3 separate regions of the Homo sapiens genome follow, and all the other regions are linked to region 1. A link is a loop called in an ENCODE intact Hi-C map of the cell type or tissue named here. Cell type or tissue: mammary epithelial cell. All regions are shown on one strand. Each heading gives the region's core, and the rest is flanking DNA. Links, peaks and the distances in the headings are about the cores only.

Region 1 (7,915 bases), core at 1,925-6,924:
CACATCCCTAGGAAAAAAAACAGATGAAAATCCACTAAATTCTTTCTTGCTTTGTATAAGTGGAAGAGTTATAGGTTTACTAAACAGAAGTCTAATTTGAAACATGAAAACAGAATCACATTAATTGATTCCAAGATTTGAGCCAATTTATAAACCCACAGCACCTTGAATGAAGGAGAGGCCCCTATCCTCTTCAGGAAAGACTCTACTCCACTGCCAAAAATCTGTGCATTTCTACTAAAATAGACACTTATGCTAGATAGGAATTGGCTTTCCCTAAACACAGTATTTCTGCGAAAACCATGGACTCATAGAGCGGCTTATTCATCACCATGATATTCCATATAACATGCTTCTGATCAAGGAACTCACTTCACAGTAAATGAAGTATGCAGCAAATGGCTCAGGCTCATGAAATTCACCATATTCCCTGTAATCCTCAAGCAGCTGGCATGGATGAACAGTAAAATAGTCCCTTTAAGATTCAGATAGAGTCTTATCTACTGGCTGTATTTTGCAGGGCTGGACCAGTGTCTCAGTCAGCATCCAATATATGGTGCCAGTTCTCCTATAGCCAGGATTCACAGGCCCAGGGATCAAGGAGTAAAATGGGAGTAACATGACCCCCTTTACTACCGCTATTACTACTAGTGGCACACTAGCAAAATTTTTCCCTTCTATCCCCATGACTTTATGCTCTGCTGGTTTAGAAGTCTTAGTTCCAAAGAGTGGAACTCTTCTGCTAAGAGACACAACAATGATTCTATTGAAGCAGAAGTCAAGACGATCACGTGGCCACTTTGGACTCCGCATGCGTCTGAATCAACAAGCTAAGAAGAATGTTGCTTGCTGACTTGGCTGATTAATCTTGATTACCAAGGACACTGGATTTCTATAATACAAGGATAGTAAGAAAGCGTATGTCTGGAATACAGAAGACCATTCGGTGTGTGTCTTAGTACTACCATGCCCTGAGACAAGAGTCAATAGAAAACTATGGCATCCCCATTAAAGCGGGACTGCTAATGACCCATACCCTTCAGAAATAAAGATTTGCATCACTTCGCCAGGCAAAGAACCCGACTAGCTGAGGTGCTTGCTGAGGGAAAAGGGAATATGGTAGTGAGAAAATGTACTTAAAATATTAGCTATGTGACTGAAACCATGTGACCAATTGCAGAAAGTACGACTTTCATAGTTTTATTTCTTCCTATTTTGTTATGTAAATGTCTGTGTGTATGTATATCTCTGGCAATTATTATTGCTTTTTCCCTTTCTTACCCCTTATCATATAACATAAGATGTGTGAGTGACAGCCAACTCTACATCACTATATTTAAGTTACAGGAAATCAAGGAAAAGAATGAACATTACCCAGGGACTTTGTATCTTATTCTAGAGAAAGAGTTAGAGTATTTTCAGTTTCATGCAGGATAGTTGCATTATGTTAGATGGAAGCATGTCTTTGTTGTTGTCTTCAAAATATTAAATATGATCTAAAGAGATGTGTATAGACACCAAGTTGACAAGGGATGGGCTGTGATGGTCAGTTTTATGTGCTAACTTAGCTAGGTTATAGTCCCCAGTTATTCAAACAAACACTAACCTGGCTTTACCTGACTAATACACATGGGCAGAGAAAAAAGAAAACCAAGTACCCAAACTTTTCACTTTCCCTTCTATAAAAGCGTTAGTTTTCCAAAAGAAGGGTAATATACAATACTGATTAGTAGTAGGCGCTTCATACATAGTGCCTTATATAATCTTCACTGTGACCTATGAGGATGAGTAATCAGAACAAGAGGGTGAAACCTAACTTGAAGTCTTTCAAGTAATAAGTTCAAGGTCAGGATTTAAACTCAAGTTTTCCAACTCCAAAACGCAACCTTTTTCCACAGAGATCATGGACTCCCCCACTATAACTGTAGATTCCATCAATATTTGGCCAGAAGGTGTGATTCTATGCAGACTGCCCTAACCTTGGGTTCCAGTCTTGTCTTTTATGATTCCATATCTTATTTATAGCAAATAAAATTGTTTTCTATACCAAGTACTTTTTCAGTAGTGATAGATTTTTATTTTAATTTCTTTATTTATTTTAAAAATAAAACTCTTGCTGCAGGGAGCTGGCATCATTTAAGGACAAAAAAGAATCGAAGCCAAAGCCCAGCCACCCTTTCATTCCTTAGTTGTATAATTGAGCAAATCACTTGAGTCCACTGAGCCTCCATTTTATTCCTAAATTATTTTTTTAAATTAAAAATAATGAAAAAAATAGTAATCTTTAAATTGTTCACAAGATTTTTACAAGAAGTTTTTGAGATACCATAATTGAAGCTAGTGCATAAATTTAAGAATTGAGTTTAATATTTATGTTTTCTACTGACATACTATAAACTGCTTGATGGTGAGTTCTGTATCTGTCTCATTTTATGCAAAACAGTGGCACAATGAGTATGGGTTGATTTGGAGGAATAGTAGGGGTTGACTTGGATCAATATTAGGTTATAAACTATATAAAGGTGGTGGTTATGTGTGGTTTTCATACTGATGTATCTCCACTATCCACTATTAGTTTGGCACACAATAAAAATGAATGGCCATTGAAATGACATAATTACGCAGTAGATTAATTTCCAGGGCTTTTCAGTGATGGATGCTGGGAAGGTAACTTTGCTATTTTGTCTACAACTTCCCATTTCTTCACTGTCCCTCTCAAGCTTCCGCATTTGTGTTCATCATTAAATGTGTGTCCCTTCCTTACTGCCCATCTTTTCCTTCCTCCTCCTCCTCAGAGTGTGCCATCAGAAGTTACCATAGTCACAAGACTATTGGTTATAAAAGTTTGAAATCCCTGTTGACTCTGCTCTCCTTCCCATCCCCAGAGAATTCAGATATTAAGATCTATTCATTTTCTATCATCTAGGAGATGTGAAGATGACTTGCTGAGAAAGCGATACATATTTCACATTACTGCCATGTCAATTAAGTATCCATAACAAAATCCCATTACATACTTGCAAAATGAGTGGATGAGAGCCTTTGATTTTTTAAGTCTCAGTTCTTTGCCTACTAAATTAATTTTTACTAGAAAATATTCAAAAAGGTCTAAAACAGTAAGGTTAACTTGTAGTCCGGCACTTTTCTGATAACATTATCGTAAGAGGTATACAAGGACTTAGGCACTTTATCACTAGTAATTTTCAGTCACCTCTATTCATGTCTGCTCTTTTCCAGTGCCTTCCACCTTACAGCTTGGTCTCTTGGGCAGCAAGGGATTGAGATAGAGCTATTCAGTGCATGGTATCCATGCCATGTTCCCCAGAACTCTTTTGCTGCCAACCCGTCTACTTTGGCCAAGATGGGAAGGAAGGGGAGGGGAGAGGAGAGAGAAATATTTAACTTTTATGAATAATGAATAAGTTCATTCAGTATTTAGTGGTAGAAGAAGAGATTTCCATAAAACTCTAAAATGCTAAGACATGAATTACTCATCCTAATATTCAAGCATTCAATATGCTTCTATGTTAAACTAATCATTTTGAAAAGGAGGAAGCAGGAAACAATGAGACTTTGTATCAAATTAATTTGGGAATGGTGGTTCTTTTCCTTTCCTATTTTCTTAATATAAATACCCCATGACTCCTGGAATAGTTGGATAAGATCCCCCTCCCCATCAATAATTGCCTAATGAGGTGTGGAGCGCTCTTCTCTCTCTCTCTCTCTCTGCCAAGGACTCTTGGATAACAACGTCGGGTAGAGAATCACTGGCCCGGATGACTTGGTTCCTGGGAAAGAATCCAGGCTGTTGAGGCACTCGTGGAAACAAAAAGAATGAAACATGAGCCTAAGAAATTTAGGTTTCACTCTGGAGAAAAATCTGAGAATGGTTCTAGGAGCTTTTCACCATTGAGTCTCTAGGTTTGCCAAACAGAAGCTATGGGGTCCTCTTCTCTTGTACTAACAAGCTAGACCCCAAGCAGTGAAACTGCTGCTATAGAACAAAGGAGATCTCCAAACCCATTCTGTTCTAAATCCATAATCCTGATGGCTGAAGGCACCGAAGCTAGAAGCAGTGTCTTGTGGCTTAAACTTCAGGCGCTTGTCCCTGGACCCAGGACGCTTCCAGCAACGCTGCCGGCTTGCCGAGGCTCATGGCAATCAGATCCTCTTTCTGAATCTGAGTTTTCTCACCTATAAAAAGTAAGTAGTACCAGATACATAAATTATAGACCGTTACTATATGAAGCCTCTAATATTGGCCAAAGAAACGCCTGAGGAATTATTTTTTCCCAGCATATTTTCTTTATCTGGGAGTGGAGTGGGTTGGAATGGAGGCTAGGAGTACCAGGATATTCCTCTGCCTGACTCCAGGGGGCAGCAGCTACTTGGGTAAAGGGAGGTCAATGACCCATCCAAGGGTTGGGTGACCTTAGTTCTTAAACCCTGAGGTAAAGAGACAGATCCAACAAAATGGACTTTTTAAAAGAAACATAAAATCCTCAGAAGTCATGCCCCACTTCTAAAGAAACTATGGCTCCCGGGAGATCCTCAGAACATGAAAATCATTGGTGAAAGGATAGTATTTCTCCTGAAGGGTTTTCCTTAGATTTTCCTGGATAGGTTTTTGGTGAGAGCAGATTTATTTTTAACAAATGCACACACATGGCATCCTCTTTCTTGATGACAAGGATTTTTTATTTTTTCCAAAATGTGCCTGGCAGGCCCTGGAGCCAGAGAAACAAGACTGGGAAGCCTGATGTTACACAATGCATTGCAAGTGATAGCCGAAACTGGTCTGGTTTCCAGACACCTCCTGATTCAACAGGGATGTGTTGCATTAGCACTCAGAGTTTCTAACATAGTAGCAAATCTACATCTTTACTCTATTTTTCCATCTCATTAGTAGGAAGGAAGGAAGGTAACTTAATAGAGGAGGACGCAGAGAATTCTAACAGAATTGCCAGCTCTTTTTTTTTTTTTTTTTTTTTTTTCTGTGTGGCTTTAAGCCTGGTGCTTGCAGCAGAAGAAACCCTTGAAATTCTTGAAGCTAGGAAGCTAAGGTTTCTGAAGGAATGAATTTGCACTGCACACATAATCTATAATTTATTAGCCTGCTTCAATGGTCATTATTGAGATTTGATTGTAATGCTTAGTGGCGTTAACATCCCTTCCACATCTCCCTAACAACATTTATGGTCAGTAATAATATTGGTTCAGTGCTTGAGCTGTGCTCTGAAGAATGAATCTGCTAGAGCTCATCTTGCCTCATTACTTCTAACAAGGCTCCTGTAGTCATGTCAAACTCCGGTGACATGCCAGACAGAACGACATCTTTTAAATATTATCTCTGACATACTTCATTTGAAATGCTAGCCTTTCAATTAGTGCTATGCACCAGGAAGTGACAGATTCTGGAGGAAGCATTGCTTCTCTAGATGATCATAATGAGAGTAGGGTGTCACAACAGTGTGGTGGAACCAGAGAAGATTCCCATGAACAAGTCCATGAAAGTCTCTTTGAACTTGTTTCCCCACCCCCGGTGGACATTGTTGGTGCTCTATTTGGATGTCCTCATATCCCTCTTATTGGGACTGTGCACCCGTTCCCCCAGTTTCCACTTGCTTTGCTACTAATGGCTGCCTTCTGCTCCCATGGACACTGCACCTGCACAGAGCCTGACTCTCACAGGCACCCACAGCTAGTGACTGACTGGTGCAGAAGTACAAAAGCTTGGCTCCTCTGCTTTAAGGCTGGGCAAACTCTGGGGTGTAATTTATGCTCCAGAGCCTCCAGCAGAAGCAAGCTGAGTTTGGGGATTCACTTGAAATCACACTTTCGCTTGGCTTCCTCCCCCTCTTTTTCCTGCTTCCCACAATCCCTTATTGGCCTTTCCAGGGGATCCTTCCTTAATAAATCATTTGCCAGGAAGGTTTGGCTCAGGGTCCATTTTGGGGAGAAGATGATATCAGATGCATCAGGCAGGATCTTGAATCTCCAGCTGTGTGCAAGCCTTGTAACCATTCTGCTTCTGAATTTGCTCCCCTGCAGTGGGAACATCTCCTAGCAGCACGAACTGTATATACTCCCAAAATACCCATCTCCCTCCTTCACCTCCACTCAAGGTATGAGCTGTTCCAGCAGCTTGGGCCTTTTATGCAAGACAGCCTAAAGGGAATCAACACTTTTTTTTTTTTTTTTTAAGAAAATGGGTCTGGCTCTGTCACCCAGGCTGGAGTGCAGTGAGCTCACAATTCTTCAAACTCCTAAGCTCAAGCCTCTGCCTCCTGTGTAGCTGGGACTACAGGCATGCACCACCAAGCTTTCAACACATTTTTAATTGCTTACTATTGTCATTAGTATTTGTATTTCCATCGTATCTTCTCACCAACCACTTCACATGTTTATTAGTAGATCCACTTTACAGTTAAAGAAACTGAAGTTCAGAAAGCTTATGAAAACTGAACAAATCCCACACCCAAAAGATGTGTGGCTTTTAACCCAGGCTTTCAACTCCAAATCCACTGAGTTTTTCACATATTGTACTACAGTGGCCCCACTGGCAGCCAGGCCATGATGTTCCCAATTAAATATAAGTAATGTTTAGATCAGGTCACATCATGATCATGTTTGCAATATGACAGAGACAAGTTACTCCACAACCACAATGACTAGACACCCTCTTTTGACTAATGTGAATAACTAGTGGGTTTTTTGTTTTTGTTTTTTTGCCAATGACAACCTTAGCTTCACTTTAATTTTTCTGCCCCCTAGATGAAATTTGCTCTAATTTCTTGACAGCATCTAATCTAGAGCAAGCCCCTGCTTTATTAATTTCTCCTTAAATTCATCCAAAGCCCTAACTCCGTCAGAAGCCTTCCTTCAATTTCCCTTATGAGATTCTCCAAGGCTTCCTCTGGGTTCTATTCTCCCTTTGCTGCAGCAAACTAATAAACCTAACTTTGTTGACTTCAGGTGTGACCCTGATGGTTTCATCATCCAGGTTTCATCAACCCCTCAAGTTGTTTTCCAAAATAATTTTGCATAAGATCAACTATGCTGTTGACTAGCACCATGTTTTATGCAATGTCAGCCCCTATTCATTGTAAAATGTAAATGTACTGATAAAACCTTTAAAAAAACAGACTGCCAGTTAAACTACGCCAAAATACCTTTATGTTAGTCCTGAGCAATGCACAAATCAGTCACATCGGCTTATCAGTTTATTTATTTTTACATATTTCAGAGGATGTGACTGTTTCTCCTGAGTTCAATTGTACTCGTTGGCATAGGATAGATAATGTTTTTGCTTGTGCCTTGATAACAAAACCTAACTGCTTTACCTGTGAGTAGCTTCCTTTCTTATTAACATAAAGCACTTGGTGTAGCTTTGCAAGATAATGTGGAATTGCATTCATTCCTCCAACATCAAACATATGCTTCATTAATATCAAATTAATATCCCAAAGCCTTATCCTTCTGCATTTCTGCCTTTGAGATATTTTAAGGCTAAATTATTGATGGCAATTAAACAGAACCCAGATAGTAACAACATTGCACATAAAACAAATGAAGTGGTAACCAAGTTTTTATAAGCACAGGTAATGCTGCTAGGTTCTGACTTTCACCTGATGCAAAGGGATAGTAAAGGGCAACATCCCATCCTGATTTTGCCAATAGTAAATTGTGGAAAAACATTCACCTTAGTATCAATGAAATATGTGAATGTGGCTGCAATTAGTTATTTGAAATAGAATTTTTCTTCATATTACTTTACAAGTATAAAATAGAATAAACTTAGTAAAGGAGCAGAAACAAATAAAAATGGAATTAACCTTTCTCCCAGCTAAAGGAAACATGAAAACACATTGTTTTTCTTCTTTTGGAAAAAGAAAAAAAATGCATTTACATTTAG
Region 2 (7,915 bases), core at 1,461-6,460, 170 kb after region 1:
CATTCTATGGATTGACAATTTTGGCTGGGCTCAGCAGGGTGGTGTTTCTTCTGGTCTCACCCTCCTCACTCATGCATCTCTAATCAGCTGTGGGTGGGTCGGGGCTGGCTAGTCTGGGGTAGCCCATCTCTGCTCCATGTGGCACCTCACCTTCAACAGGCTAGCCTGGGCATAGTGACTGGACAGGTGTCAAGACCACTTGAAGGTTATGCTTAGACTATTTCACCATCATTTCTGTTGCAATCTTTTGGAGAACACAAATCACAAGGCCAGACAAAACTCAAAAGGTGGGGAAATAGATTATATCTTTTGATTGGAGGAGATTCAGTCCTGATGATGGTGTGCCAGTTTCAAGCCTTAGCTTCAAGAAGATGTACACATATCTGCTTTCTCACCCTTGAAACTTTGCTGCCACCATAACTGAAAGTCTGCGCTAACCTGTGAGGAGATGAGTGACCACATGGAAGAGAGTCCAGTTATCACAGCTGAGATCATCCCAGACTAGTCTACAGCCTGCCAACCCTTAAACATGAAGGAGAATTCAGCAAAGACCAGCAGAGCTGCTGCGTCACCCATGGCTAACCCCAGACACGTCAGTGAGCTGAGCCAAGAACAGAAGAGTAATAATAAATTCACTGAGTCTGGGGGTGGTTTGTTATGTGTCAATAACTAACTGATAGAATGAGTTTATTATCATCCTGCTGTAATACTAATCTCTATCTTGACCCAAAGCAATTTTTGAGGGTTTTTTTTTTCATTTATTGTTGAAGATGTTTCCTTGAGTGACTTCTCATTTGTACATGTTTTCTTTCTTCTTCTTCTTCTTTTTTTTCTTTTTTTTTGAGACAGGGTCTCACTCTGTTGCCCAGGCTGGAGTGCAGTGGTGTAATCTTGGCTCACTGCAACTTCCATCTCCCAGGTTCAAGAGATTCTCCTGCCTCAGCCTCCCAAGTAGCTGGGATTATAGGCACCCACCACCATGCCTGGCCAGTTTTTGTGTTTTAGTAGAGGTGGGGTTTTGCCATGCTGGCCAGGCTGGTCTTGAACTCCTGACTTCAAGTGATCTGCCTTCCTCGGCCTCTCAAAGTGCTGGGATTACAGGCGTGAGCCATGGTGTCCAGCCAGTTTCTTTCTTTCTTTCTCAGTCTTCCAATATCCAGTGGTAAATTTTTGCATTCATGACCGGGACCATAAATACATACGGCCAATGGCCAGGGTCAGTTATGTTACCTGTCTTCAACAGAGTGAGTGGATAGAGCACAGCCTCCACAATCAGACAAATCCAGGTTTAATCCTGGTTCTGACACTGACAGCCAATGTATCTTTGGGCAAATTTTTAAATCCTTCTGATTTTTGGTTTCCTTATCTGTAAGATGAAGATAATGATGCAAACCTATGAACCCCACATAATGCTGTCCTGGTTGTGTACTGTATAATTCCAAATTCCACCAACGGTTGTTCTTCAGTATATAACCTGCATGGCTGGTCATGGTAGTTTGGGGTTGTGGTAATGGTAGTTAGGTTGTTTGGGTAAATATGAGATGGCGTGTACACAATAGGTACTTAATAATAGTAGTTCTTCTTACCTCCATCTACAAACTTCCAAACAGAATGTTAAAACCTGCAACAACTGACACTCCAGGCTCTAACCCAGGGGTTGGCAAATTATGGCTTATGCATCAAATCTGGCCCAGAGTCTGTTCTTGTAAATATAGTTTTGTTGGAACACAGCCATACCCATTGTCGCTGGCTGCCACTCCTCCAGTGGCAGGGCTGAGTCATATAGAGCCCATTTAGGTCCACAAAGTCCAAAATATTTATGAATATTTACAGAAAATGTTTGCAGACTCAGTTCTAATGTCCTGTGCCTTAAACTTTTACTGTATGTAAGAATCACCTGGAGAGCTTGTTTAAAATGCAGATTCTAGGGCCTTGCCTAGCAGAGATTCTGAATCAGTACATCTGGGTGAGGCCTGAGATTCTGATTTACAACAAGCACCCAAGTAAAGCTGACATTGTGGGTTTAGGGACCACACTTTAACTAGCACTGTTTTTAACCATCTGAAGTAACTTAATTACATTAAATCCTTATTTTTTAAATGGTAAGGTATTAATCAATTAAAAACCCATACAAACACACTGCACTCACTTTGTGAAAAAGCTTAAAGTTGTGCTACAGGAATTGACTAAATAATGACTGCAGGTCATTTTAAGTACTATGTGCCTCATAGATAATTCATGTTTATTCATAGGAGGAAAAAGTTAATCTAGGCCAAGTACAGTAACCACCAGCCAACATGAGAAATCAAAACACAAAAACAAAATAAAGACTGTATATTAGACTTTAATTATTAGCCTGTGTACGAAATGAAAAATCCATCTCAAGGTTTTCTTAAATTACAAGGTTTTGCTTCTCCTAATTGTGCCATTTGTCTTATTCCCTCTAAAATATCTAATAGTGGTATACTCAGTGGCAACCACATACTCCACGGCTCAGAATAATTTATATTTTCCCCACTAATAACAGATTGCAGATGCTCTCTTGACAGTCTTTAAGATTTCAGACCGATTGCTAACCAGCTGCTTATGTAAGACATACTAGGTCAGATTGGTTGCGATCCAATTAATATTTTAAAATCATCCTACAATGAGCTTCTAGAAATTATTATAATTAAGCTGGTTGTTATGCGCTTGCCCTTCCTTGGTCCCTAATTTAATTTCCTTCGGTGATTTCTTTCTTCTACCTATCTTTCTACTTCCATGCTTAAAATAAAAAGAGCAAATCACTTCCTTCTAAAATCGTATTCATATACCCTCATTTTATCTTGATTATTTAGATCATCTTCCTTTTATTAGTAGAAAAATTACATGAATACTATTTTAGGTCTATTTTAAATATGGAATAAGCCTCCGAGAGCAAGAAACTCTTAAAAGACTATGGGAGAGTTAACAGTTACATCTATGTCTGGTCCAAAGATATAAAGTTAAAAGAAAATGCTAGCTTCTGTAATATGGGACCTGAGAGGGGAGGTGTGGAACAAAAACCTCACACACTCCATGTGTAGATTCAAAGATTTATGAGCTGTTACAAGTAAACACACACCCATACACTCTAATGGAATTGTCTTTAGATCTCATAATGTGCTCCCGAAATAAATCCCTTATGTCAACTGGGGTGTTAGAATGAAGAAAAGAGAAATCTGGCTTACATCCAGGTTCTACCTTTCTCTCTCTCTTTTTTTTTTCTTATTTTCTCCCTCCTTTCTCTAGGCTCCCTGTTTTCCTTTCTTCCTCCCTTTCTTCTTTCCTTCCTTCTATGAAAGTTGATCAGATGAAATCGGGTCATTCTTGTCACGGTCATCTAAAGCAGAGTCAAGAGGCCAGTGAGGAAAAGCACTCCGGGAACATAACATTGCTCTAAGACTGTAATTCTGTGCAATCTTGGCTGCTAAAACTGCCTACTGTAACCTGAAACCAGTTTTATCTAATGGCTTCTGAAACAAGGGGGTGCAACACAAAGTCTAGTTTTACCCACCAGAGTCACTCACCAGTCAGAGCTTCCCAGCTCCCCACAAATTTTACCAGTGCTAATGAACTTTCTGAAAGAGGCGTATGTAGTGATTCTCCTTTTTATAATATAACATTTCCAACCTCCTCTTTGTTCTGCAGACACACCAAAGACCACCAACCAGGTCTGTGTATATGACCTGAATTTCAATTCTTTCTTTCCAAATAAAACATTAAATCTAGAAATTCACTTGTATTAAATACATATTTTATTTTGCCTTTGATCCTCTCTTCCTTCCTTCCTTTCTCCCTCTTTTTTCCTTCCTTCCTCCCTCCTTCCCTCTCTCCCTCCCTCCCTTTCTCCTTCCTTCTTTCCTTCCTTCCTTCCTTCTTTCCTTCCTTACTTTCTTTCTTTTGCTACAGCTAACTCGTTGGATTTTTGAGGATTAAATCAATTAAATTTAATAAAATGTCACGGTAAATGCTTGATAAGTATTATTATTATTATTACCTTGGTGACTATAAAACAGAATGCTGTTCATTAATCCTTTTGTCCTTGGCATCTGCTATGGTCTGAATGTTTCTGCCCCCGCCAAATTCATATGTTGAAATCCTAATCCCCAAGGTGACTAAATGAGGGGGTGGGGCCTTTGGGGAAGTGATTAGACCACAGGGAAGAGTCCTCATGATATGATTCATGCCCTTATAAAAGAGGCCCAAGAGAGCTCGTTCGCCCCTCCTGCCAAGTGAGGACACAACAAGAAGTTGGAACCTGACCATGCTGACACCTTGATCTTGGACTTCCCAGCTTCCAGGACTGTGAGAAATACATTTCCACTATTTATAAGCCACTCCTCCATTTATGGTATTTTGCTACAGCAGCCTAAGGGACTAAGCATTTATCTGACCATTATGTAGAACCCAATTCTTATTGACTATAATCTCTCTGTCCTGGACATCTACATTTATATTCTTTTCATAATGCAAATAGAGTTTGGTTTGATGTATGATCCAGCTTTTTGGAATCATCTCCCAAATAAATATTTGCCTTTGAATCCTTGTCTCAAGGTCTACTTTTGGGAGCTCTCAGACTAAGATATATATTTAATGTTGAGAATGTTAAATTGAAGGAAACATGGATAAACCTAAAATTCATAGCAGACCAGACTGCCTAGGAAATAGAAGAGAATCTAGTGGAATGAAACAAACGTTAATTAACTCTGAGAAGCAGGGCTTGAAGGCAAGAATGGGCTTGTTCAATAGGTCTCCTTGGGCAGGGAAAAGTGGGGGTGGTGTCCATCTTGATCTTACTCATGGTTCTGAAATGTAAATTAGCCACCAGAGGTCACAGTGAGTGAAAATGTCATCAGGACGTTTCTTAGAGTACTCGTGGTACTATTTTCCAGTTTAAAAGAACAAAATAACAACAGCAAAAAAAGCAGAGGATGTGAATAGGAAACTCACAAAAGCAAAATGAGACGAATTAATTTATAGAAGTTACGAAAAATACATAAACTTATTATAAATTTAAATGCCTTTAAAAACAAATGCCCAGTTCTCTTACTGGGACTATTGAAAATTACAAAATCAGACTGACCCTCATACTGAAAACAATGTAAAATGCTAGCTAAAATATGAATAACATATTTTTAGATGCATGCTGACTTAATAAGTAAGTGCGGACTTTTCAGGGGCCAAACACCAATTGAAAATAGTACATCGGACAGGCCAGCAGACAGTCAAGGCCAACTTCAGGCTAAGGACATTTGACAAGTCCAAGGAAATTTGAGATTTGGTGGTTCTCAAAATCTAGTTGGGGGATGGAGCTGACTGGGATCAGGAGACAAAGCCAGAGCTTACACACATACAATGCGATCCACACAGGGCTATGCCCAGAGCAAAGATAAATGGTGGGGAGGTGGGAAGCTGCCTTTACTGCCTATCCTCCACAAATTCCCCAATGCTTCACACCACATGGATCAGTAAGAAAAGTGGATAATCTGAGACCTTAGCATTGGGTGAGTCACAGCTTGTTCCTTTCATAAGTCTGCAACCTAATTACTATTACCTGTATGGTCTGAAAAGCCTCAAGCTAAGAACTTGGCTTAAGGCTGCATTTTTGGGGTTAGATTAGCTTTACTAAATAAACCCTGGAGGCCAGGAGTTTGAGACCAGACTGAGCAACATAGTGAGAACCTATCTCTAAAAACAAACAAACAAACAGCCAGATGCAGTGGTATACTCCTGTAGTCCCAGCTACTTGGGATGCTGAAGCAGGAATATTGCTTGAGCCCCAAAATTTGAGGTTGCAGCAATCTATGATTGGGCCACTGCACTCCAGCCTGGGTCACAGAGTGAGACCTTGTCTCTACAAAAAATATTAATTAAAAAAAGCCCTGAAATATCAGTGGCTTAACACAATGCACATTTATTTATCGCTTTCACCACATTCAACGCCACAGGTTGGAAACTGGAGGTGGGGAGTCCCCCCTATCTTCATTATATGGCTCATAAGGCTTCCCTGAGCATCTACATCTACCTGTCAGTCAGGGGAAAAAGGAGTGTGTGGAGATGTCAGAGGTAATGTGGTAGAGTGTTAAAAATGGCCCCTGGTGAATCATGTCTCCCTGTCCCCATGACTCCTTGCAATATGACTTTGAAGAGGTGGAGTCTACTTTCCTATGCCTTGAATCTGGATTGAACTTATGACTATCATGGGCCAATAGAATGTGGTGGAAGCAACATTACAGAACTTCTCTCTCAAGCCTTAAGTGGACTGGCAGCATCTACATTTTCCCTGTTGGGCTCAACCACCATGTTGTAAGGATGTCCAGGCAAACCTGCTGGAGAAAGAGGCCAGGTAGAGGCCAGAGGTATGGGTCATCACATAGAGAGACAGGTCACAAAGAGGGGAATAATAGCATCCCAGCTCACAGTGAGCACCAAAGATCCCATATATGGTAGAGATTATCTTGGGCTTTCCAGCCCCTGCCAGCTTATACCATAATGCAGTCATGTGAGGAGCCCAGACAGGACCAGCAAAGTCTGGCTCAGTCAACTGACTGTTGAAATAAATAAACCTATTGTTATTTTAGGGCACCAGGTCTTGGGGATTGTTTGTGACACAGCAAAAGGGAACTGAAATGGGTGGTGTTCATTTGGTAGTATGGATTTTATATTCCATGTTTGGAAGTGGGTCATCACTCCATTCCACTCATATTTCATTGATGAGAACTCAGGCACAAGGCCACACCCAACCCCAAGAGAGGCTGGGAAATGTAGTCTAGCTATGCATCCAGGATGAAGAAGGAAATGTTTTGGTGGACACCTATTTCTACTAAAGAAGTGTTCCTCGTTTGTTAGTTCCTACACTCTAAGAATAGGCAGAAACAGATAGTGTCTGAGGGAATTTACCATACTCCAGACTTCAAAGAATTATCATAAAGCTCAAAATAAAGAAGAAGAGGGAGACATAACTCTAACTATTATAGCTATTTCAAAAGAACATAGGAGGATGTTATCCCCCTAAAATTCAAAATAAGCCTATTCCCATGAAGATGATGTATCAACACTGACTCAACAGTAATAGGAAATCTGAGTGGCCTTATAGCCATCAAAGATAAGGAATCAGCACTTTAAAGCTTCTCTGCAACAAGAATATCAGATCCTAACAGATTTGTGGACAAGTTCTAACAAACATTAGGATAATTCAATATTATTCATACTGTTCTAGAGAATAGCAAAAGAAAGAATATTTCCCAACAGTTTATGAGGTTAGCATAGTCATGACACAAGAACCAAACAAGATTTAGGGAATGGAAATTTACAGAAAATTCTTACCCATGAACATAAGTATACAATCCTGAAAGAAAAATTCCAAAAATTGAATTGAGCAATATACAAAAAGGGTGTATCACAACCAATTTATATTTGTCCCAAGAATGTGATGCTGGTTTAAAAAGTTATATATATACACATAATATATATGTAACTTTTAATATATTAAATATATAAATTTATTACATATAAATAATAAAATTTACTGTATTCTGTATTAACAAGTTAAGAGTCTGGTTTCCAGTCTAACATGTAAGGAACTTGGAAGTCATCACTCTGTCCTAACAATACATAACAAGTTAAACTAAAATCAATTAGTTCTATCAGAGAATTTAGGTCACAGGGTAAACTGCTGCCCTAAAAATTGGACAGACAGACAGTTGGATACAGAGAATCAAAATTTAATAAAGCAGAGATTCACAGGTTAAAAACTCTCTGTGAGGACCAGTATTGGAGCAAGAAAATCTGAACTGTAAGTGATGAATTTTTGGAGGCTCATTGTGGACAAGCTGAGAGTTTAAAACTCTGAGGGGGCCTAATTTTGGGGGACATCCATACTTTTGTGAGTTTT
Region 3 (7,915 bases), core at 1,461-6,460, 240 kb after region 1:
AAGAAGCCATAATTTGTATTTAATGTAGTAGACTATAGAAATGAAAGAATAAAGTGATACCAAAATTTTGTATATTCAAATCAATCTTATAGTTTTATAACATTTTAACCCTAACATTTTATTGTATTTTGGGTTGCAATTACTCATGGCAGATGAAAGCCATGGCTTCTCTTTCTAGAAAAATAAATGCACACATACTGCCAATTTCACCGACAGCTTGAGGAGTTTCATGAACTTGCCATCATCTGGTGGTCCCTAGTCTGAATTCTTGATAGAAAATAACCTAGTATGTTCATGTATACATATGTAACTAACCTGCACATTGTGCACATGTACACTAAAACTTAAAGTATAATAATAATAAAATAAAAAAAAAAGAAAAGAACCTAGTGTGTTAAACCTTAAATGCCCTTAGAAATAACCTAGACCAGTGTTTCTTAAACTGTGGTCATGAGATCAGTTGAATGGATTATGACCAACATTGAAAAGAAAAGAAGAAAGAAGAAAATAGAAAATATCAGAGTGTATATCATAACATGCTAAGAGTAGGTTTTGTTTTTTGAGCCATGTCTTTCCATTTGTATGCCTGTATGTGTGTTTATGTTTAGTACTAAGTCAGAATATAAAATGCATTTCTTACTGTGGATTGAGTGTAAAGTTTGAAAAACATTCATTCTGGGTGAATCTCTTTCATCTTATAGCTGAGGAAAACTGAGGCCCTTAAAGGCTAAATGATTTGTTCAAATACTCGCCTTTCTCTATTTTAAGTGGCCCAGCCAGGACTGAACTAGATTGGTTGCTAATTTTACCATGCTACATTGCTAATTTGTTGAAATACAATTGTGAAGTAGACCATTTAAAAGTACTAAGTGATTATCTGCTTCATAGTTGACATTTTTTAATTCCTTATTTTTCCTGCCGAAATCATCACTGTCATTATCTTTTAAAATAATTGGGGCTGGCGCTTCCTTTCCAGAGAATATCTTGGTCCCTCTCAGTTGGCTGTCTGCACACCTCAATCCTAGAATTTGACATTTGGGGCCTAATCAGAAGAATTTCAGAACAAGATGTGAGGGGTTGTTAAGTTTTTAATGTCCAAACTAAATTAAATTATTTTGAGTTATTTTCAATTCACTTAATAGTTGAATGCAACATATGGCACCAGATGTTGGTACTGGATCATTGGGAAGACATCTAGTAGTCAGTAGTTATCTATGTGAAGTTTTTTTCAACCTTGAATACTGTATGAAATGCAGATTCTGATCCAGAGTCTGGCTGAGATTCTGGGTGACTAATAGGCTCCCTGTAGATGCTGCTGCTGATCCTTCAACTACATTTTCAGTAGCAAGAACCTGCATTACTTGCCTTATTACCGTGGTAAGAAAAAGTAGCCGTCAGATAATTTTTCTGTCTTGATTTTAAACAGCCATGCTCATCAGTCCTTACATACATTGGAGTAATAATGCCCTTCTTTGTAGCACTCTTGTAGATGATTCAGATTTAGCGCTACTTCATTTAACTAGTATTGTCAGAATTTTCTACAAAACTTATTTTTCTAAATAACTGATATCTGTAATTTTAGAAAACATGTTCTACAATATTGCATACTTCTCTTTCTCAAACTGTTACATCCACTTTACTTTTTTTCTTTAACTTAGTGGTGTAAGAGCCATGTGTTTTGGAGACTTCTTGGTGATGGGTATTGAGCCATATGCAAAATGAGTAAAGATCACAAACCCTTCTAAGTTCTTGTATCTGTGTTTTATGTTTTTTCTATTTTGTCTCCATCCAGCTACCAATTAATAGTATGTCTGCCTAAAAGCAGCTGGTTTCCCTTTCCATTCTAATTGATTACTTCTGACCTGAAAAGCCAGATACTAGATTTGTTAGAAATATTTATGAGATTAATCCCAGTCAGAAAGGCCTACCTGGCATGGGAGCTTTCCTGCAAGGAAGTGGTCAAGGAAGTTCAGTGGCACTTGAGCAAGAGAGAAATCCTTTAGTGTTAACCCTATTCTGAATAATTAGGTCAATAGGAGCTTACTTGTTTCTTCATGACTTTCTCTATGTGCTTTTTAAACTGGTTTCTAGATCCCTCTCTAACATTGTGTGTTAAAGTGTGTATGAAGATGATTTGGAGGTATCTGTATGTGTGTGTTCTGCTGTTGAGAACATGATAATCATAATAAATAAGCAGTGCTTCAGGATCCATCTAAAATGGAGACAGGTAACTGTGCTACAGGCCCTGGTTCTCTTACAGAGGCTTTGCAAATGGTTTTAAGAATAATAATAACAACAATAAAGAGGATATTTCTTGGTTCAATTTAGTGTTCTAGGGATTTAAAGACTGATTTCTGGTAACCGCCTTTAGCAGATTATTAATTATAACAATAACAATCGTAACTCTTATTTGCTGAGCCCTCACTGTGTCAGGTAGTCATTATTCAGACAAATGTTAAAACAAGGAGGGCTGTGGTCATGAAGGGTGCATTTGCCTGAGGGGTAGCAAATGGCTGCTGTGCTTTGAACAAATGAGCGTGATCCAAATAGATAGGGGTGAGATTAAATATTTTAATTAGTCCCTCTTTACAATAAATAAGCATATGCAGAACCTATTGCCGGTGTTTTTGTTTTTTTTACTCACCAACGCTAGAAATGGTTGGAGGATTCACACCTACAAAAATCAAATGGTAGCTTATATTCTTCTAATTCAAAGCAGAGAGAACCTGTTTGCATTTTAACTAGGTGGAATCCGAACATTTATCATTTTGAATAGCCTTGTTATTTGTTCTGTCTTAGAAGTTGTGGATTATATTCTTTAAAATTAAGACAAGACTAAATGTAGCCTTAACAGTTAAGTTGAATTTTGAGATCCTGAACATGGCCCCATCTGAAATATTTTTAGTGAATTACAGCCTTTGAACATTGATCATCAGATTTGTTTTTATTTGAATCTTATTTTTACTTCTAGAGTTTATCTTATGCTTTAGTGTACTTAGGTGTACGGGTATAATCTTAATCTAATTAACAGTATTTTGTGACCTGAGACACCTGTCAAAGACCATTATAGAAGCTAGAAAACATTGGGAGGTAAACTGAACACATGGCCTCAGTTCTCTTCTTTAGCACTAGACTATGACTTGCACTCAAAAGAGGCTAAGAAAAAGAAAAATAACGTCCTTTGCCTTTAAAGTGTAATAAATGTGTTTTGCTATTAATAGCCCTTTTCAGTTTATAGACTGGAGGATTTTGTTTTAAGTATTTGAAACTAAATGCTGCTGGGAAAAAGATTTTAGTAGAAATATAGATATCTGTCCCTACCCTTTGTTAATTGATCCTGCTTAACTGGGGACATAATGTATGTCTACTGAAGAGAAATCTGTGGGCATAAACTCCTCCCTTCCTGTTGTCAAATATATTTCATATGTTATTATCTTGTTTAAATATACAGTAGACAAGAAAATGCAACTGCTGTTCCTTTAATATCAGAACTATGCATGTTACAATAGGTGTCACTGTTTTGCTTGGTCCAATCATGATTGGTGACTTCAGCTATTGGCTCGGAGCACTGGCTGTCTGACTCCATCTGCAGGGCTGTAATACCTACTCTCCTCCGATCCATTCACCACACAACTTCAGCCGGCTGAACAGACTCACGCAGCTCCAGCCCATCTTGCTGACCTAATTCAGAAAAGAAGTGCTACAGCTCTGTGCCTGTCATCTTTGCAGTGTAGCATTTTCAGGTGATCTAGGAAACAGTTATTTTTATGAGCAAATAAGAGAAACAGGAATCATGATGGGGATATATTTAACAGACCCAGTACTGGATAAAACTTAAAGCCAGTTTCTATTCAACATAGTGAAAAGGTCACCTTGCCTGGCTGAGAAAAGCAGCAAAATATCAGCTTTGTTGGTTTCAGTTAACCTCTTAGCCCGGGCTAATCTCTTTTCCTTGATGTTCAAACCAATTTGGGATATCTAACTCTAAAGAGAGACACACTGTACTCATGGTAGATGACAAGGAAAAGAACATGAAATGTCTCACCTTCTTCTTGATGCTTCCAGAGACGGTAAAGAACAGGTCCAAGAAAAGCTCAAAGAAAGCAAATACCAGCAGCAGCAGTAGCAACAGCAGCAAGTTGCCACCAGTTTGTTATGAAATAATTACCTTGAAGACTAAAAAGAAGAAGATGGCTGCTGATATATTCCCCCGTAAAAAGCCAGCCAACTCCAGCAGCACCAGCGTCCAGCAGTACCACCAGCAGAATCTCAGTAACAACAACCTTATCCCGGCCCCAAACTGGCAGGGTCTTTATCCCACCATTAGAGAGAGGTAAGTGCCGCGCTAGTCTATTTACTTTAAAAGTTTTCCTGTGTTGAAGTTTCTGCTTTTGCAAAACCTGTAATGTATTTGAACACAAATCTGTTTCCTCTTTTCCCAGAAGCTTTTTATTGGTAATGGAAAATTGCCTTGTATCTTTTCCAAAACAGTACAGCTGTTTTCCTCTTAGATAAAAATGTTTTTGCAAGCTGTAACATTCAAGTGACAGGGTTGTCTATGGGCCATAGAAAATGGGAACCTTTTATTTGTCCTTAGCTTTATTAAAAGTTTGTATAACTTTTATTTTAAACTTTAGTTACTTCCCTTATGTTTGCAATGATTATGAACAGTTTAGTTAGAACCTTTATTTGTTGTTTTGCCTTGAAGTTACTGGACTGTTGCTTAGCTTGCAAGTCTTTTGTGGGTTTTGTATGTTGGGGAAGGGGATGTTAAAAATGCAGGCTGCTGTGAATTAATGAGTTGCCTCTGTTTATAGAAATGCGATGATGTTCAATAATGATTTGATGGCAGATGTACATTTTGTGGTTGGGCCACCAGGTGGGACTCAACGGTTGCCAGGACACAAAGTAAGCAACAGCTGCATGACCGGTTTAGTCCTGACGTTTACAAAGAGGGACCCTTTCCATAAGCCTGTAACTTGGTGTGGGCAGCTTGCCGATGTCAGGCAGTGCATGTTTCACTCGATTAGGGAGAGAGCGCACCCTCTCCAGAGGGCTTTGGCCACGCTTAATTTTTTCTTTGTTTCCTTCTATACTGCTTTATATCTCACACATCCCCTCTTAACTCTCCAGACATGGGAAGTTGTTGTGACAGGTCAGGAAAGTCGTATGTTTACCCTTCTCCTAGAAATTAGTTATGTAAGCTATTATTGTATGTATTTAGTAATGAGGGGACATGTGCATTAATCTCTTAAAGCTTTGAAATAATTAGCAGCATGGTCTTATGCTTCCATGGCAAGCTACCCTGTGTACCTTGGCTTTTTCAAAGCAGTAGATTTTAGGTACGCTATGTTTACTAAACCTGATTGCCTAGTGTTGTTTTTCTGCATTGATTTGCTGGAAATGCCTTCAATTTAGTGTATGAAATAAGATTTCCCTTTCTACACAGTATGTTTTAGCTGTTGGGAGCTCTGTGTTCCATGCGATGTTTTACGGAGAACTTGCAGAGGACAAAGATGAAATCCGTATACCAGATGTCGAACCTGCTGCTTTTCTCGCTATGCTGAAGTAAGCATCATTCGTGTGTTTGGAAAGAGTTTGTTTATGCTGTATTTGTACCCTGCTGGTTTCACAGTTAAATTTAAGTTCTGCATAACAGAAAAGAAGACTGATGAAGAAAGAGGGTGCTGCTTACCTTGTAAATGTTTTCGGAAAAGAACACTTTAGCTTTCCGTGGAAAGCATATGGAATTATGCAGCATTTATAATCGCACCTTGACGTAGAATTTGGGAGCAAGTGGCATGTATAGTGATGATTTTTAACAACTTAAAATTAAAGACAAATAACTTTCTGGTATTAGCATTATTTAATAGAAGATGTTCTCTCTGAAAGCATTGTGTGTGAAAAAGTCTTTAAACAAATGTTTTTGCTTCACAATTTCAGAAGTTAAGTACCTTATTTAAGTAACACCAGTTGGGAGATTTCTGAGTATTCTAAGAGTTATTGTCTCCTAAGAGCAAATGAAAAACTTACCATCTGTTGAAATAATCTGATCTTTGTGTACACATACATATACATACTCATATAAAATCAGACACTCTCAAGGGTAAAAAGTACTTGCATTTGACATTACAGGGGAAATCTTAGAAAGATATGGATAGTCTCGTACAGTTTCATGTGGATTTATACAGAAGAACTTTCATTGGTAATACAGAAGTATGAAACTTAAAGATACGTTATATATTTATAAAAAAGATAGTTTTCTGTCTGGTGGGTCTTCTGCAGGCACCAGTATGTGTTAAACAGGTTATAGAATCAGCTTCTTTATCATGTACGGTACTAGACAGTGTGGTAGTTCACCAAGTGATCATAATCTAATTATTATTCTAAGTAGTATTTATATGATTTTTCCTAATCTTTATTCTAGCACAGCAAAGTGTATTACTTTAAGGTTATCTGTTGCTCTAGGGATTTCAGTTCATTGGAATAAGTAAAATGTTTGTTGAAAAAAGTATTCAGTGGGTCAACAAGTTGGACAGTACTCCTACATATAGTTAAAATGTTGCCATACATTGTTTACTGTCTTCTGAAAAATAAGTACTGTAGTTAGTTCTAGAACTTAAAAGTATTTAATTCATTATTCATCTTACAGTTTTGAAATATAATTGTCACTGACAAGACCTTCACAGTAGGGGATAGGGAAATTAAAGGCAAGTGAGCATGTGAAGTACCAAAATGTAAACTAATCTGCTACTTTTAACCTTTGTAATCTTTTGGAGATATATGTACAGAAACCAGTTTTACCTGCAAGTATCCCCACTGCATGAAGTCAGCTTTGTATTTTTTATAGTGTTTTCTGTTGCTGAGGAGATTGCTAGCACTAGTTCAGCATTTTGTCTTCACTGCAGTCAAGTAGGATGTTGTATCATTCCTGATATATACATAATTAGGAAACATGAACAAGAATGGCAGAGAATTACATCTCACCTAAGTCATTTGATGAATCATTTGACAAGTATCTTTTCCCACAGATGCATTGCCTATAGCAGATATTGATAAAGCTTTATAAAATTATACATGCAGTCCACAAAATGTGGTAAGATCAGAAATGAGTCAGGTGCCATTTGCTCTAGTGCTGTAGTTGTGAAAGCGGTGGCCTGCTTCATCGAGTATGAGTAGCCAGTATTCCTGGGGTTGTCAGAAAAAGAGGACAGCTGCTCCCTTGACAGTTCCAGGGTAAGAGCTCGAAAGTGCTGACCATGCTCTAGGATCCTCCCCAGGGTCCTGGCTCACAGTCAGAGCATCACTGAGCCGCAGGTGTACTATCAAGTGGCCTTGCCATCAGTAGGTGACTTCGCCTATCAGAGAAGAGAAAGGTTCCTGTGAGCAAAAAGGCAGGTTTCATTTGTGCTCGTGGACATTTTTCTCATTGCCATTCTTGTGTTTTACTTTCTTATAGAAGCTGTTGCTAATTTCTTAAGTTTTATGTGTTTCACTAAGGTGAAATACAATAACTAAAGGAAAACTCAAGATAAAGTAGCTGTAGACCTTAGGTAGAAGAGAAGCAGATGATGACTACCTTTACGTGCCTCTTTGGGAGACTGCCACTGTCTCCCAAAAAGTGTATCCTGTGAAGTGTTTTATATCCTGAAATAAGGACAGTTCACAGAAGCACAGGAATAATACATATTTAAGCTTTCCTACTTTGTCTTTTAATTAAATATATCTGGAAATAATGTAATCTTGAATTCTGAAGGTAGAAGGAATGTGTGGAGAAGGAAGAGTTTTGAGTTTAAAAAACAAAAACAAATAAAAAGTCTGTTGGATTCTATGTAAAGTTAACTGGACGATAGCATTGCAGTCCATACTTTTGATAATCCATTGAACTTGGAACTATTTGGAAAATATTAATCTC

What was found. Peaks named below come from ENCODE experiments on the same cell type or tissue, not always from the same donor. Only the 100,000 strongest peaks of a DNase experiment are listed, where the experiment ranks them.
Region 2: it touches region 1 in a loop (4-fold over the local background); 2 of 110 quality-filtered maps call a loop at or near these places.
Region 3: it touches region 1 in a loop (4-fold over the local background); 10 of 110 quality-filtered maps call a loop at or near these places.

The regions. Positions count from the first base shown.
Region 1 is chr20:11,672,356-11,680,270 of GRCh38, forward strand. No RefSeq gene overlaps it. Among named protein-coding and RNA genes, the nearest start is that of LINC00687, 190 kb to the right of the region's middle. In mammary epithelial cell, for the core only: a CTCF peak has its summit at 4,371 (motif pointing right); no DNase peak of the experiment used is centred there.
Region 2 is chr20:11,846,298-11,854,212 of GRCh38, forward strand. The region is part of intron 1 of LINC00687 (long intergenic non-protein coding RNA 687); the gene reads right to left. Among named protein-coding and RNA genes, the nearest start is that of LINC00687, 20 kb to the right of the region's middle. In mammary epithelial cell, for the core only: no CTCF peak of the experiment used is centred there; DNase peaks (open chromatin) are centred at 4,204, 4,794 and 5,554; H3K27ac peaks cover 2,884 bases.
Region 3 is chr20:11,914,269-11,922,183 of GRCh38, forward strand. It overlaps BTBD3 (BTB domain containing 3), which reads left to right and starts at 3,625. Exons shown (of 4, transcript NM_014962.4): 1 at 3,625-4,333; 2 at 4,818-4,908; 3 at 5,450-5,568. The coding sequence starts at 4,008. It overlaps BTBD3-AS1 (BTBD3 antisense RNA 1), which reads right to left and starts at 4,333. Exons shown (of 3, transcript NR_186407.1): 1 at 4,046-4,333. In mammary epithelial cell, for the core only: a CTCF peak has its summit at 3,559; a DNase peak (open chromatin) is centred at 3,593; H3K4me3 peaks cover 607 bases; H3K27ac peaks cover 1,679 bases.